Linked DNA regions of Homo sapiens: region 1 is linked to region 2. Evidence: chromatin contacts called from ENCODE Hi-C or POLR2A ChIA-PET data. All regions are on one chromosome and are shown on one strand. Each heading gives the region's core, a stretch centred on a gene start or an enhancer-like site at or near the end of the contact. The rest is flanking DNA. Distances are from core to core; before and after follow the strand shown. Region 1 holds the start of TMEFF1 (transmembrane protein with EGF like and two follistatin like domains 1). Region 2 overlaps ERP44 (endoplasmic reticulum protein 44).

Region 1 (4,534 bases), core at 914-3,413, 440 kb after region 2:
AGAAGTTCAATTTTAGTTCTAACATTTGGCATGCCACTAACAGTTTAGACGTGTGAGGCGAGTCTTAATAAAATGTTAAAAAATGTGAATTTATTTGTATAAAAAGTATAATGAAAGTACTATTTAAAATAGTTTTTTTTTTCTTTGAGACAGAGTCTTGTGATCATGCCTGGGTGACGAAGTGAGACCCTGTTAGAAAAAAAAAAAGATAAAAATTCAGATCACAGAGAAAAATATAAAGAACAGGTAATTATAGGTAATTATTACTCATAAGCTGGTCTTTCAGACATAACCACTGTTAATATATTGCTGTATAGTGTTCTTCACTTTTTTCTCCTAGGGATGTGTACACATTATATATATTCTAGAAAAATAGGGTTTTCCTATTACTCATCAGTATCCTGCTTTTTCCATGTCAGTAAACGCTAACCTAATTATCATCATTGTTAAAGCTGCATAATACTCCATTGTACTAAGAGGTACCGTACTTTAGTCCCCACTGATGGACATTTAAGTTATAAAGGCTGTGATGAACATCCTAATGTATACATTTTTGTGTGCTTATCCAGTTATCCTTTAGATAAATTCCAATAAATGGAATTGCTAAAGAGTAAACATATTTTAAAGGTTTTTTGATACATAGTCAAATTGCCCTCCTAAAATGTATAAATTAGTAGTGCTCAGTCTGCCAATTCTTTTAACTCTTGTTAATCATCCAAAGGGAAAATAATTGTGTGTGCGTGTGTGTGTGTGATGGAGTTTCGCTCTTGTTGCCCAAGCTGGAGTGAAATAGTGCAATCTCTGCTCACTGCAACCTCTACCTCCCGGGTTCAAGCGATTCTCCTGCCTCAGCCTCCTAAGTAGCTGGGATTATAGGCGTTACAGGTGCGCGCCACCATGCCTGGCTAATTTTTTCTATTTTTAGTAGAAACGGGGTTTCACCATGTTAGCCAGGTTGGTTTCGAACTCCTGCCCTCAGGTGATCCGCCCACCTCGGCCTCTAAAAGTGCTGGGATTACAGGTGTGAGCCACTGCCCCTGGCCAGAGTTTTGTGGTTTTAATCTTTTATTACTAGTGGGTTCAAATCTGTTTTCATGTATTTATTGTCTGTACTTTTTGTGAATAAGAGTCAAGCTTCCTATTTTTCTATTATGTTAACTTTTTCTTCTTGACATATAACTTTATATTAAGTATATTGTCTCATATTTGCACTGAAGACATTTTTCCTAATGTGGCTTTGCTTGCGGTGGCTTTTCACACATTTCTTAATTTTATGAATCAAATTGATCAGTTTTTCAATGAGACTTAAAATTCCTTCTGGGGTGGGATGCAATATAATAGAATGAAAAAGGCAGAGGACTTTCACACAATTCAGTCCATGATCTTAGTACCTATGTCTAGTTATCACCTAGCAGGATGTGGTAGGAAGAGCACTGGACTGGGAGTCAGATCACCTTGCCTCTCTGGGTCCCTACTTCCTCATCTGTAGAATGGAGATAAGAACGAAAACTCCCTCCGAGGCCTGTAAAAAAATAATTGAAGAGAATGCACATAAAGAGCTTTCACCAGGCCTTGTATATTAGAAAATCCTCTCTGAATCTCAGCTTTTGTTAGGGGGAGAGGGCAACACAGACTTTTGTAAAACTATTTTCACTCACTTGTATGTGAGTCTACGGGAATGAGGTGGGGATGAGGAACCTAGAAATCTAACCATTCACCCAACATCTCTGAGAACTGCATGGCTAGAGTCAGAACTTGGGCTCCCATCCTGGTCCTGCCCATTTCTTGGTATGCAACCTTGGACAAGTCACCTTTACCTCTTCCGTGACTCAGTTTCTTCCACCTAAAAACTATTATAGATATATGACAGACCACCTGCCCTCATTCCCAGCCCTGCTGCTGGGCGAAGGAAACGCTTCAAAAACAGCTCACAAAGGGCGGCAAACAAGTCTGCTACGGTGCAGCCTACCGCCGAGGGGTGGCCCCAACCCCGGCCCCCGCGCCCCTGCCCTGTCGCAGGAACAATAGCTCCCCTGGAGGCGGCGCCGGCCGCGGCCGGGGGCGGAGCTGTCGGCGCGGGAGCTGGGGGTGTGCGCGGGGCGGGGTCGCAGCCACCCCTCCCGCCGGCGGCTCCGTCACGCGCCCCTCACCGGGCGGGCCGGGGTCTTTGTGACGCGGTGGCAACGGCCACGGACACAAAGGGAAGGCGAGGAGGCGAGCAAGAGGCTGGGCCTGCCTCCGGCCCGCGACCCCCGCCCGCCGCGCGCGCGCCCGCCCGCTCCCCTCGCCGCGGTGTCCCCCACGCCGGCTCGCACCCTCGCGCGCACCCTTGCGCGCCCGCGACCCTCGCACGCGCCCGGACCCGCCGACTCCGTCCCGAGCGCCGCGGGCCCGGGCCTGGCGGACGCTGCGGGTGGGGCGGGGATGCTGACGGGCTGCTCCCCGGCTCAGCGGCGCGGCTGCTAGGAGGCACCGAGGCAGCGGCGGGGCTCTGGGCGCGCGGCTGGATGCCCCCGGCCTGCGGCTCCCTGCGCTTCCCGCCGTCCAGGGGCACCAGTCATGGGCGCCGCAGCCGCTGAGGCGCCGCTCCGGCTGCCTGCCGCGCCTCCGCTCGCCTTCTGCTGCTACACGTCGGTGCTTCTGCTCTTCGCCTTCTCTCTGCCCGGGAGCCGCGCGTCCAACCAGCCCCCGGGTGGTGGCGGCGGCAGCGGCGGGGACTGTCCCGGCGGCAAAGGCAAGAGCATCAACTGCTCAGGTAGGACCGGTCGGAGCCGGCCCTAGGTCTTCCCACCCCTCCGTTGCCGCCTCCCTCGTGGTCCCTGCGGTCGGCCGGGCTGGGAAAGACCCCGTCGTGGGGGTCCCAGGGGTGGGCCCGAGGGTGAGCGAGGGCGGAGGGCAGGGCGCGAGCGTGCGGTGTGGCTTTGGGACCGGCGCTGGGGATGGGAGTGGCCGTGGGTGCGTCCGAGTGTGTCGAGTGGCTGGGCGAGGGCGGCCCGGCGTGTGGGGAGGCGGTGGGGCCGGGGCCGGGGCCGGCGAGGCTGAGCGGCCGGCCGGGGCTCCCGGTGTGGTCGTGGGTGTGCTCGCGGGAGCGTGTGTTTGTGTTGTGAAGGCTGAGGGGAGGGAGGGCGGCCCCAGGCAGGGATCTGTGTGTGTGTGTGCAGAGTGCGGTGGGTGGGAGACGGCGAGGGGGCTGGGCGGGGTGAGGGCAGGGGAGTGACCATGTGCTGATGTGCTGGGGAGATTCTTCCTTAAGGCACTGGGGGTCTCGGGGGTGGGGGTCGTGTGGATAAAGGGAACGGGTTGTCTTGAGGACGCGGTTTGGCGATGCAGAGTGACTGTGTGTGTGCGCGCGCGCGCGCGTGTGTGTTCTTTGGGTTCTGAGATGGGATCTGGGGGCTTAGAGTGACCTCGGGTCTGTGGATATGAGCGGGGAAAGTCCCAGGGCCCAGGAAGTGACCCTGTGTTTTTGTGTGTTGTGTGTGAAGCCTGGGGCTCAGTTAGTCACCCTGGGGTATGCATTGAAGAGGAGGGATGGGTGCCCTATAGCGAACCCCATTTATGTCTTTTCAAAGGGGAGGAGGCTTGGGAGTCATCATCCTGTGTAGGGTTTGGATGTAGAAAGAGGAAATTAGGTCTCAGGGAATGCCCTTGTGTAGCAAGGTGTAACCCTGGGTTATTAAAGTGTGGAAAGAGAGAATTGGGTCCCAGGGAAGATGTCGTGCCTGTGTGTGTGTGTTTTGCGGGAGGGCCTGGATTCTGGCAGCAGCGGGGAGCAAGGGAGTGACCTCTCCCCTCTCTCCAAGGCCGCTTGCCCCCCCACAGCTGTTGGAAACAAAGAGCTTGCTGAGGCTTTAGTGGATAACACTGGGGAGGAGGGTCCCAGCAGTAAAGTTCCTCTTCATTTCTAAAGGGGTCCCAGAGGCGCACAAGGATTATGGCCCTGGGGCAAAGACAGGCATTCAGGTCTCATTTTTTGAGTGGAGGGTCTTCTTGGAGCTGGCCTAGCAGATGCTAGTGATCATAAGCCACATCCTTGCTAACTTGCCCTTTTATCAATTCTGGAGCCTTCTCTTGTCTTCTTTAAACCAAGGCGGAGTAGGGGGAGGAGGGAGGAACATAAGGCCACTGGGAATCTGCCGGACAACCTTTATACTTTTGGGCTCTTGAAGGGGCATTATTTCTGGAAGAGTGAGGAAGGAGCAAGAGAGTCTCAGCGCAGATGCTTATGCTACCCTAAATGAAGCAAGCCTTTGGCCCGCTATTTAGGTTTGAAGGCCTTAAATCTTTTAATAATTTTCATATGGTAATGTTTTATGAGGGGAATGGCAGTTTTGAGCACAGTAAACAATGGCATGTCCATTAAAAGCATTTCCATCCGTGAAAAAACTTTTCTGTTATTTTTCTGATGTTGAACGGGATATGGGGTAATGCTTTATTACATAATCATACTTTAAGAATAAAAACCAGTTGTATATTAGAGTGCCTTTTTATGTAACAAATATTAATTATCAAACTTGTAAGTGATCGCACCATG
Region 2 (4,674 bases), core at 740-3,239:
GCATTACCAATACTCTTAATGGCATGGAGGCCAATACTGTGTAAAAAAACAAAAACAAAAACAAAAAACTCGACTCAGTTGAGAAATGATGCACAAGAGTCAGACTCTAGTTTCAGAATAACTTGAACAAATTTATTTTCCTTTTAAGGCACACACAATAATGACAGAATTTTTAAAATCTATTTCTGAGTCTAAAATAGTTTTCACAATAGGTATAAAAAAATTCTAAGTGTCCCTATCTCTCACCATAAACAAAAATCAACTCAAGATGGATTAAAGACATAAATCTAAGACCCGAAACTATAAAACCAGTAGAAGAAAACATAGGGGAAATGCTTTAGCACATTGGTCTGTGCAAAGATTTTTATGGATACTGCTTTAAATGCACAGGCAAAAAAAAAAGCAAAAATAGACAAATGGGATTTTATCAAACTAAAAAGCTTCTGTAGGGCAAGGGAAACACTCAACAGAGTGAAGAGGCAACCTGAGAATTAGTGGAAATATCTGTAAACTAATCATCTGATAAGGGATTAACATCCAGAATATACAAGCAACAACAACGACAACAAAATCCTATTTTAAAAAGGACATGGCATCTCAACAAACATTTCTCAAAAGACATACAAATGGCCAAAAAGCATGTGAAAAAAAATTGTCAGTTTCACTAATCATGTGGTTACATACAAATCGAAACCACAATGAGATATCATTTCACCCCAGTTAGAATGGCTATTAACAAAAATGTGAAAATAATTAATACTGCAGAGGATTTGGAGAAAGGGAAACATTCACATGTTGTTGATGAGACAGTAACGTAGCACAGCCACTATGGAAGACAAAATGGAGGTTCCTCAAAACCTAAAAATAGAACTACCACATGATCTAGCAATTCCATTACTGTGTATTTATCCAAAGAAAAGGAAATCAGTATAGCAAGGACATATCTGCACCACCGTGTTTACTGCAGCACTATTTACAATAGTCAAAATATGAAATCAACCTAAGTGGCCATCAACAGATGAATGGATAAAGAAAATGTGGGGCCGGGTGCGGTGGCTCATGCCTGTAATCCCAGCACTTTGGGAGACCGAGGCGGGCAGATCATGAGGTCAAGAGATTGAGACCATCCTGGCCAACATGGCGAAACCCCGTCTCTACTAAAAATACAAAAATTAGCCGGGCGTGGTGGTGCGCACCTGTAGTTCCAGCTACTCAGGAGGCTGAGGCGGGAGAATCACTTGAACCCAGAAGGCAGAGGTTGCAGTAAGCCGAGATCATGCCACTGCACTCCAGCCTGGCAACAGAGCGAGACTCAGTCTCAAAAACAAAGAAAAAAGAAAATGTGGTACATATACACAATAAAATACAACTCAGGGCTGCTCTGCCTATGGAGTAGCCATTCTTTTATTCCCTTACTTTCCTAATAAACTTGCTTTCACTTTACTCTATGGATTCACATCAAATTCTTTCTTGAGATCCAAGAATCTTCTCTAGGGGTCTGGATCAGGACTCCTTTCTGGTAATATCCTCCTGGTGAACCATGGAGGGACGATATTGAGGAAACCCCCAACCCAAAAGGAAACAGACTGCAGCACCAAATGGCCAACTCTGGGTAAGTAGTGGGGTATCCGGGTAAAGGATGGGATTGGGTTAGAGGCCCAACTGAGGGGAGTTAGAGTGTCTCCTAAAAAAGAGTGGGTTAAAGGCCCCTCTTAATAAAAGGCAAGGACATCTGGTGGAACTTGGGTTCAAGGCCCAGCTTAGGATGGTTAGAATACTTCCTAAAATTTAGGGAGTTAGAGGCCCCACTCAGTAAAGTTCCTCTCAGCTATGAATGGATTTGGCATTATGGGGAGTTAACCACTATTCTCTTTGGATTAATCTGCCTTGTACTCTTCGCTGACAGCTGTGGGTGACAGGATTAGGCATGTACAGGATCACTGGACATGGAGAGCCTTTTTTCTCCCCAAAAGGGGAAACTTGAAAGCTGGTGAGACTGTTGGAAAACCCCTTTGCAACTGACAAGTGACCGCCTGAACTTTTGATTGAGTGTCACTGCAATAAGTAGGTCTTTCTCTGGCCTCCCTGAGCACCTTGCCTTCCCCACCTTGCTGCAGGCAATGAATGCTTTTCTCCCTTTCCTATCCTCTGTGCCCTGAGACCACATGACAGCAGAGGTTGGATTAAAGATGACAGGGCCCATCTGAGGGCAAGTTTGAACCTTGCCAATTCCATATTGCATACTAAGCAGAGTGGCTACTGTAGCGAATCTGGTGTACTTTGTGCTGCAACTTTGTCTTTCTACATTGCTCTGTCATAAAGAAGAATACCTTTATGGACAGAACACGGGCTTAGGATCCCATAAGCCCAGGTTCAAGCCAGCCTGGAAAACTGGTTAATTACAGACTTTGCTGCAAGTACCTGAAAAAAAAAAATGCTGAAGTTTCCTTCTCATTTTGTTCTATGTCTTTGGGAGCTTGACCTTGTAAGAATGGGTCAGTACTTTCTGTTGGTCTCTGCCATCCAGGGAACAGGAGTTTTGGGGTCCATGTCATAGTTTGCTCAAAAAATTATCTTAAGCCATTAAAAGCCTTTGCAAGCTCAAAACTGACTGCTCTAGCCTCCTTCAGGGAAGAGCAATAGAAACTGTCCAATGCTGTAGCTTAGTAGCTAAGGCTTTGTCTTTTCACAATGGTGGCACAGGTTGAGGGTTCAATTCCTGGCTTAGGGAATAAGTCCTTTCTGGTTTGATATCTGTAAGACCTTTATCATTTGTTGACTCCCTCCCTCTCCACGAACCATCTTGAATTTTCCTTTCTCTGAGCACCTTGGAGGTTACCTTTGGTAAAGTTCAAAACCCAGAAATACTGGTCATTTGGCCTGGCTAAAGTCAGATAATAAGAAATTTAAAAGAACTGTTTTTTTTTAAGAGTGCTATGGTTAAAAGTTAGCTTAATTAAAAGCAGATATTCAAGCTCTAACAGCCTGGGATTCCCTGGGAAAAACAGAGGAGGCACGACAGACCCTGTTTTGGGAAAAACCTCTGTTTTCCTCATGAAACCCTAGAAATTAGAAATAGCTAAGATTCCTCTCAAAATCTAAGGTTCTGTTCTGTTTTGCATTATGTTATCTGACGTTTTTGACTTTGGAAGGTATCAGAAATTACTTTGAATTATGAGAGAACTACTTAAGAAATGTATTTTTGGGCATGCTTAATGGCAGTTATAGTTTAATACTTGACTCTGCACTTTTGGATTAGAGAAGCATGCTCTTGGCCCCCTAGAAGGTATGAAAATGTCCTCACACCCCACTGAGAGATAAGACTCCCATGGGAGATGGGCTGGCTCCCTCTTTTTTTTGGGATCCAGGATCTGGTATAAAAATGGGACCCTTAATTTGGGGGATCTATTTTGCATTCCAGCTATGCCCGCTTATTAGGCTGTAGAAACTGCACACTTCCCTGGCCCTGTTCCTCCAGGGCTCCACCCTGAAGCCAGTAATCCAATTAAAAAACTGGGAAGTAAAAAATCTTACAACTACTAGATCTTCTGTGTATTTATATATGTTGTGTGTAGTGTAAAAAAAGCATCTATTGGCTTAAAACTAATAAGTGCTTAAATCAAGTTATAAATTATGTCTTTTCTGACCTAATTAATCTTTTAGATATTAGGTCCCCTAAAGTCAAAAAATGACATATTTGGCTTATTTGGTATGAAAATCATACAAGAAGCATTGCCAAATATGAGATGGTATTTGGCTTTCTTTGGGCCGTATTTGTATAAATATGTTACTGGTATGTGTTCTAAAATTATAAGAAACTCCTATTACTCTGAAATGACTTAGTCTATGTTATTAATAATTATAATTGATATGTAAAATTGTTGTATGGCACAGAAGTAAGCAAAATTAACTTGTCAATTGTGGCTTTAATAGTGGCTGTCCTAAGACTTTTTGGCATCCACAGACAATGTTGTCTTGTATTGATCCTCTTCAGAAGGTGGTTTTATAATCAACTCTAGAACTCTAACAGGTATTCTTGAATGCAGGTTTCTGATCTTTGGAGATTCTGACTTTAGAGGAAAAAGCATTCAGGACTCATGGAGAGCTGAAATGTTCGTGACTATTAAGCAAGACAGGTATTAACCACATGGACCTAACTAATAGAGGACAAAAATAATCTTTTTTGACTTTTTGCTTAAAATGTTGCTGATCCTTTGTTTAGTTTTTAAGAATCAAGGAAACTCTTCTTTTGAGCTATTAACAGCTTTTAATAATTAAGTAAAGTATACTCCTGTGAACAAAATTTGGAGCATATTTGTTTCTACCTGATTTCTCCAGAATTTGGAAACTATTTGTAAGTATTCTTAACTTATGGCAATACAATTATTTGCATAAGTGCAATAAGAATGTTTTCTTTTGCATCATGACACAATTGGAAAAATTTGTTATTTTACCAAGGCTTTGACTAGAATGGTGTGCTTTCCTTTAAGGAATCAACGTTGACTTGTAGAGCCAATAAAAGCCCCTTGAGAAAACTGGCCTTACACCTTGTCTACACAGTCCCTGTACATGGTTTCTGACCTGTGGTAAGTAAAGAATGTCACTTTCTGATAGGCCAAGGAGCCCCAAGTTATCTTGGGACCTCAAGAGGAAAGGAATTTACTAAACTCACAG

Evidence for each region. A loop is a pair of places that touch in the nucleus more often than their neighbours do. ChIA-PET counts read pairs that join two places held with the same protein, here RNA polymerase II (POLR2A). Pooled maps may share reads with other maps.
Region 1: a loop to region 2 is called in a map of endothelial cell of umbilical vein, with 2.3 times the contacts of the local background. The contact joins the promoter of TMEFF1 here to the enhancer-like site in region 2. A Hi-C loop is called at or near these places in 1 of 168 maps with a recorded cell type or tissue (endothelial cell of umbilical vein), 1 of 37 single-sample maps with no recorded cell type and 1 of 50 pooled maps. POLR2A ChIA-PET finds 5 or more read pairs at or near these places in 1 of 52 experiments (activated CD4-positive, alpha-beta T cell).

What each region holds. Positions count from the first base shown.
Region 1 is chr9:100,470,986-100,475,519 of GRCh38, forward strand. It overlaps TMEFF1 (transmembrane protein with EGF like and two follistatin like domains 1), which reads left to right and starts at 2,164. Exons shown (of 10, transcript NM_003692.5): 1 at 2,164-2,755. The coding sequence starts at 2,560. All of the region lies in intron 1 of MSANTD3-TMEFF1 (MSANTD3-TMEFF1 readthrough), which reads left to right. LOC124902237 (a long non-coding RNA gene) reads right to left here and starts at 1,905. Exons shown (of 3, transcript XR_007061702.1): 1 at 1,818-1,905; 2 at 1,392-1,522; 3 at 65-189. RefSeq lists silencers at 1,980-2,139, 2,420-2,479, 2,790-2,949.
Region 2 is chr9:100,028,767-100,033,440 of GRCh38, forward strand. All of the region lies in intron 4 of ERP44 (endoplasmic reticulum protein 44), which reads right to left. It overlaps LOC105376176 (a long non-coding RNA gene), which reads left to right. Exons shown (of 3, transcript XR_001746547.2): 3 at 1-4,674. Among named protein-coding and RNA genes, the nearest start is that of ERP44, 68 kb to the right of the region's middle. Within about 2 kb of position 1,990, at least 2 of the 41 ENCODE cell types and tissues checked have a DNase peak (open chromatin) inside an H3K27ac peak, as active enhancers do.